2 separate regions of the Homo sapiens genome follow, and region 2 is linked to region 1. A link is a contact called in ENCODE Hi-C data. All regions are on one chromosome and are shown on one strand. Each heading gives the region's core, a stretch centred on a gene start or an enhancer-like site at or near the end of the contact. The rest is flanking DNA. Distances are from core to core; before and after follow the strand shown. Region 1 overlaps DYSF (dysferlin). Region 2 has its middle 300 kb from the start of CYP26B1.

Region 1 (3,194 bases), core at 635-3,134:
CTCAAAGGTGCGATTTCTGGGGGCACAGCCTCTATTTGGAGCTTCAAGACCCTCTATAGGAAATGGACAGGGGGTGGCAGGCTCTCTGTGTGTTCCTGAACACTGTTTTTCTTCCCCTAATCATAATCATAACACCAAGAACTGCCTTAATAAAAAAACAACAACAACTAGTGAACAAAGGCCTTAATTTTATTTTAAAGGTAGAAATGAAGTCAGAGACAGAATCAGAGACAGAAAGAGAAACCTAAAAAGAAGAGGAAAGAATGACAATGAAATGTTGGGTGCAGTGCATTCAAATTGTGTGTTTGGATGGAGGTAAGCCCTATTTTTTCATTATTTTTCTATATTTTCCAAATTTTATATAATGAACACGTATCATTTTATTATCTGAAAAAATGAATATATCGTTTTCTAAAGCAGAGAACTAGATGGAATAGGACACTTCTGCTCTCCCTGTGTGAGGACACACCCAGGCCTGCCCTCAGAAAGTTCAAAGTCAAGGCCACAATTCCTGCAATGCCACCACCAAGCTTAGACACACCTCTGGCCAGCACCCATGGAAGCTCGTGCACACACCTGCTCCTACCACCCCCACCTGTCATGCTCACTCATGTGCACACACCACCCCCACCCCTAGTCTGCCACTCTAAAGTCTACACATAGGATGGCTGCACAGACCAAGAACAAGTGGTGGAGTTAATACGTGTGAGTATTTCTCATCCCAATCCTCATCACCATGGAGAACAGTTTAAACAGGCCAGGCACCCCCTAAACAGGGCCCCCCACCCTTACCCTTAGAGACAGACACTGATCTACGAGCCCTGGGATGCTGAGCACAGACCTGCCTTATACACGTTTTGAGTCACCTCCAGAATTGGCCACTCTCGACACAAACCAAAACATTTCTAGAAACCTAAGAAATACTCCGTGGTGAGTGCCAGCCCATGGCCTGAACATCAGGCAAGGGTCTCCGGTGACATGTTCTAAATGTGTGGCCAGCTCATCCCAGGACCTAGGCAGATGCTGGTAAGAAGGCTTTGGGAGCAGAGAGAAGGTGTCACGGAGGAAAGTGACAGGAAGGGACCAAGATGGAAGGGTAACTCTGGCAAGAGCAGGTTTGAGCTAGGAGGGGTCCTAGGACCACAGCCAGGACACAGTGAACACATCCAGCACCAGCCAGGGCTGCATCAACTGTGAGGATGGAACAGGCTGCCGAGAAACACCGGTGGGGCAGACAGAAGCCAGCCAAAATCCAGATTCTGCCAGACCTCTCGTCCCTCCTGTCCCCAGAAGCCAGGGCCCTTCATGCTATCTGCACTGGGGAAGGAGGGAGAGGAAGAAAGCCCAGCCATAGTTATCTAGCAAACCACTGGAACTGCACCCGGGGTCAGCTGCCTCCTGGGTTGGCCTTGGAGCGCCTGTCCTTCAGAGTGCCAGGGACAGGGAGGAGAGGCGAGTGAGTGAAAGATTTCCTGGATCAGCCAAATCAGAGCAATAGATCTCAGAGAAAAACATGGAACAAAGTCAGATACCAGAAAAGGGGCTTCCCCAGAGGGCCAGGGCTCCCTGCAGAACAGAACTGGTCTCCCTGCTGGGTTTGAGGCTTTTGAGAACAGAGTTTTGTCTCTTTCATCAGACAGGGAGCTCCATGAGGGCAAGGTCCAAGCCTCCCCCATCAGAGCAAATCAGTGTCATTTCCTCCTCCTCCCCTGTCCCAGGCCAGGGGAGGCCCAGCCCCTCCCCAGGTGGGTACACCTCCAGGAGCCCCATCCCAGCTCCCACCAGTGCTGCTGGTCTGGCCAGCAGCTCTAGCCAGAGTGGCCGTGTGCTCCCACAAACAGCACAGGCCCAGCTCTGGCTCAGATCCCAGCCCCAGTTCCCTCATGTCAACGCCGGGAGGATGGCCAGGCTGGGCCTCCTCATCGTCTGCCTCTGGCTGTGCTTGTGGCCAGCAGGACCTAAAATAGTCCCTCCCCATCTGAGTGTGTAGACATTTTGAGGGCAGCACACACAGAACGGAAATCCTGCTGGGCAGGCCCTGCACTTCCCTGCACAATCTCAGACAGGCCCATGGAGCAGCCGGGAAACAGGAGCCAGGAGCAGGCAGCCAGAGTTTGGGGCAAATTATCTGCCTAATTCAGCTATAAACACCCAAGCAGCCCAGAGGCACTAGCACTGAGTTTAGCTAAATTTCACATAGGGACATCTGAAATTTCCATTTGGGTTTCCCCAGCCAAGAGAGAGATTCCTCCTCAGATCCATACAGACAGTAGCCAGAAAATTCGTCCATCCATCCATCAACCCATGCACCCATCTACCCACTTGCCAAGACAGACAGACTTTCATTAACACCTCCGCTAAGCGAGGCCTTGTGCTGAGCATTGAGAATACAAAGAGGAAGGAGCCGCAGTTGCTCCCCTGAGCTTAGCCTGGGGAATATGCTAACATTGACAGAGACAGCAGGCCCTAGAGCAGCACAGTGACCCAAAGATAGGCAAGTCTCACAGGAGAAGAGGAGCCAGGAAAGACTCCCCCAAAGAAGCGACCATGCCTAAGTTAAGTCTTAAACAATGATCAAGAGTTGGACAAGGGACAGGGGGCAGGAGGTCTTCCCAGCAGAAAGGCTGGCAGGGCAGAACCCTGGAGAGCCACAGAGGCTGGAGAGATGGAACACAGGGCTTCTGAGGACTTTTAGCATCAGTGAAACTACAGATGCAGCAAGGCCCGAGGACACAGGTGTTGTCTATACAGGCCTGGAGGCTCTGCCTCTGGGTGGCCCAGAAGTTCTGGGAGCCCCAGGGTGCCAGGGGTATGACCAGTATCTTGCAAAGCCCAGAGAGGAGGGTGACAACCTGGAACAGATGGTGAGTTCAAGGCTGGTGCTCACAGTGAGACCTTTCTCCATGTCTACTGTGGGAAGGACCAGATGGGCTCAACCCTACAGAATCCAGAGCCACTCCATGGCCCACAGTCGGGGGAGCGCTGCCCCTCAGCACAAGGTGCCACAGACCTCCTGCCATGCTCTGTGGCATTGGCATCTGCATCACAGGCTGGCCCTCAGTTGCTGAGTATGCAGCAAAAGGAAGACTCCTACCTCCCCCAGGGCTGGAGACCTTAGAATAAGGCCCCTCCCTGCCTCCTTCCTCCTTTTCCCTGCAGATGGAGGAATGGGGCGAGATAGACTCTTGGCTTGG
Region 2 (3,368 bases), core at 174-2,673, 240 kb before region 1:
GATATGTGGGTGAGACAGTCCCCTACGATGAAACTTTGGTCTTATCTACAGCAGATTCCTTTCATTGTGCCTCAGTTTCCCTCTGAACACTGAGGGCTGGGATTCCTTTGTAGCATTCCCTGGAAGCTAGGATTGTTTTGTATGCATTTTTCTCTCTGACCAGTCGGGAAGGTGTGTGAGCCAGCCCCTGGACTCTACAGAGGTTTCTACTAGAGAGTTCTGCCCTGGGCTCTTGACACACCTCCTGCGTGTGAGGGGAGGGCCCAGGTCTGGGAAGCTGGGGACAAGTATCTTGGCCCCATTGCTCCTTTCCTCCTCCTCTGGAACCCTGCTTGGAGCCTGAAATTTTCCACACTGAGCCTTTGGCTGCGGACGCTGGAACTTTTGCAATTTCCTGACTTGAAAACTGCTCCCCCACCCCTACACCCTCCACCACGTTCCCGTAGGTCTTGTGGGGGTGGTCACCTCAGCAGGGGCCCAGAGCCCAGGCTGTAGGGAGAGCATGCATCTAGGCCTTTGGCTGTGATGTTGAAAGGTGCACTCTTCGGCTGGAAGCTCCCATGCCACTGTCTGTCATTGTCTGCCTGTCTTACCCCAGACCTCCCAGGAGAATGACTCACTTAAAGGCCCAGGAGAGTGGGGATCAGTGGGGCAAGAGGGAAATCCATATCCAGGTAAATTGAATTGAATGATGGTAGTAGAATTTCTGTGTGTAAGTCCAACCATACAGAACAGATTCTACCCTGGAGTTGGGGCACTGTCCCCCTCCGAGACCAGGTGAGGAATGCTGAGAAATATGTGGGCCTGGGAAGGTGACACACAGCCCCGAAAAGCATTGGGTTTAGAGCCTGGGACCAGACCAGACTCAGAACAAATTGGAAGCCAAGGTGCCCAACTCTGCTCCTGGCCATTTCTATATTGCTGAGGCTGCCACAGTGGGCCCTGGCTGCTTCAAAATGCTGCATCTGGCCAGGGGACAGCTGCCAAGCCCGAGCCTGCAGGTAGAAGCCGAGAGGGAGCAGTTCTCATATGATTTGTGCAACAGTGCGGAGCCATGTCATTTTCCACTCCTGCAGCTCTCCAGAGCTATTCTGTATCATATCATCTGGGGGCTGATAGCCCAGACCCAGTCCAAGCCTGCCATGGGCCTTGTGTCACATCCTGCCGAGCTCTGGGGCACAAATCCTGGGTCACTTTTATGGACTTCCATTCTCTATCACTCTGGACAGGCAGGCCAAATAAACACCAGGCCCAATAAGCCTAGGGCCTTCCTCTCCCCGGGTCCCCCACACCGCCTCATCCAAAATCCACACACCATCAGGGATTGCGCGTGCAGAAGAATTTTAATAAAAACAAGCAATTCAGAAGGGCTGGCAGGGCAGCCAGGCTGGCCTTGTAGACTGGTGCTATTCCTGGCCTGGGAGGCCAGGAGGCTCTCCTAGGAACAAGCACTCCCAAGACAAATATGGAGCAACAAGCCGGCTTTGTTTTTTACCTTTGAAGACAGAGTGTCCAGGCTGGGACTTGGCCACACAGGACGAGAGGGGAGGGTCTCGGAGGGAGGGACTAAAGAGGGATCAGGGCTGACAGCAGTGTGTATTTGGGGCTCTGGTCCTTTTTGAAGAGGGTGGCCATTTAGGGTCAGTGTATGGAAGTAAGGGGGCAAAATTTTCATTAGCTTTGCCACCTGTCTGGTCTCAAGTTGTCACCTCACTCAACACCATTCCCCTGCTCGCCCACAGCTCAGTCAGGTGCCTGCTGTCCCCAACATGAAAGTCAGTCACTAAGGGCCCCGAGCCATGGCACAGATGGAGTAAAAACAAAAATCAAAAACAAAACTGAGAACTTTTAATCCCTTGGTGCTGTGGAAATGGATTTTTTCCAAAAGGAATTTAATTAAAGACAGAAAAAGACCAACATAAACCAAGAAATCGCACACACATGTGAAAAGTGCTGTGACAGCCCCATAGCCCTGGCCTGAGAAGAGAAGTCTGGGCACTGGGTTCCAGGGCCCCCAGAAGCCGGGCCTGTGGAAAGCAACCTTGTCTGCAGCAGTTTCAGAAGGCCATGGGGGTGGGGAGTCTCAGTCCTCCGCAAGGTGTGAGCCAGGCAGTCTCACGGCCCCAGTCAGGGAAGCTCAGCTCTCGGCGGCTGCCCGGTGACCATCCAGACTCAGTGGTCAGGATCCCTGCTTTCTGCCTTGAGACACGACCTTGCACTGCTCATGCACAGGGTGGTGAGGGTTGATGCTCCCTGGTACTCACCAAAGCTCACATAATAACATCTGCCCATTTTAGAGAAGTATCTGACCCTTCTCTCCAGTGGTTTTTCCTTTTCTTTCTTTTTTTTTTTTTAAGCAAAAATAGGTCTATTTTTGTGATTTTTAAAATTTGACAAAATTTTCTTAGTCCAAATCGATCCAGAAAATTGTGGTCAGCAACTCCCTCCCCTGTATGCAGCCACATCAAGGCTCTGGACGTGGTGAGCCTGCTCCTAACAGCTCTTCAGGCCCCTACGCCCTCCTTTCCGACCTGACTCCTGTCTTTTCAGATGCTGACAATGTGACTCATTTCTTTCCAAAGCCCTCACTTTGTCCCTTAATGTGTGGCTCAGCTCAGGCTGGTGGCTTCTCCTTGTCACCAGGATGCAAGATTCCCACAGCTACAGTGCTCCTGCCCCCTGGGGAGACGCCTGCCCCAGTTCAGCCTGACTCTGGGCCCTTGCGTCAGGGCACAGCCCCTCCCAGACAGCCCCCTTCTAGGCTTACAGGGCCTAAAAGGAGGTTAAATGAATGAATGAGTGAACGGTGAACCCGTTTGCAGTCTGCACACATAAAGGCCTTTCCCGAATGCCCAGGCAGAGCCACTCATTCTGTATTAACCCCTTTCTCATAACCCTTATTACACATTTCTCATATCAATATCCAATACTGATTATCTCCAGGCCTGCCTTGTGTACGCTGTATCCTCCTAACATTTAGAACCATGCCTGGCACATAGTACATGCTCAGTAAATGTCCATGGAATTAGCGACTGAGATTGATATGATTTCAATGTTTGTCCCCTCCAAACTTCCTGTTGAAATGTGATTCCTAGGTGGGGCCTGGGGGGAGGTGATTGGGTCATGGGCAGATCCCTCATGATTGGCTTAGTATCATTGCCTTGGTAATAGGTGAGTTCTTGCTCAATTAATTCTCATGTGATCTAGTTGTTTAGAAGGGTCGGAGACCACTCCCTTTCTCTCTCTCTTGCTCCCGCTCTCACCATGGGACATGCTGGCTTCCCTTCACCTTCCATCATGATTGGAAGTTTCCTGAGGCCTCACTAGAAGCAGTGGCTGGCACCATGCTTCCTATGCAGCTTGCAGAA

What was found. Hi-C counts contacts between places; a loop is a spot of excess contacts on that map. Pooled maps may share reads with other maps.
Region 2: a map of ascending aorta shows a loop between it and region 1 (3-fold over the local background). The contact joins two enhancer-like sites. A Hi-C loop is called at or near these places in 3 of 168 maps with a recorded cell type or tissue (PC-9, ascending aorta and heart right ventricle) and 5 of 50 pooled maps.

What each region holds. Positions count from the first base shown.
Region 1 is chr2:71,613,886-71,617,079 of GRCh38, reverse strand. All of the region lies in intron 40 of DYSF (dysferlin), which reads right to left. Among named protein-coding and RNA genes, the nearest start is that of DYSF, 150 kb to the right of the region's middle. Within about 2 kb of position 1,884, at least 22 of the 41 ENCODE cell types and tissues checked have a DNase peak (open chromatin) inside an H3K27ac peak, as active enhancers do; they include ascending aorta, where a contact is called at or near this core.
Region 2 is chr2:71,848,511-71,851,878 of GRCh38, reverse strand. No RefSeq gene overlaps it. Among named protein-coding and RNA genes, the nearest start is that of CYP26B1, 300 kb to the left of the region's middle. RefSeq lists a silencer at 2,406-2,700. Within about 2 kb of position 1,423, at least 3 of the 41 ENCODE cell types and tissues checked have a DNase peak (open chromatin) inside an H3K27ac peak, as active enhancers do; they include ascending aorta, where a contact is called at or near this core.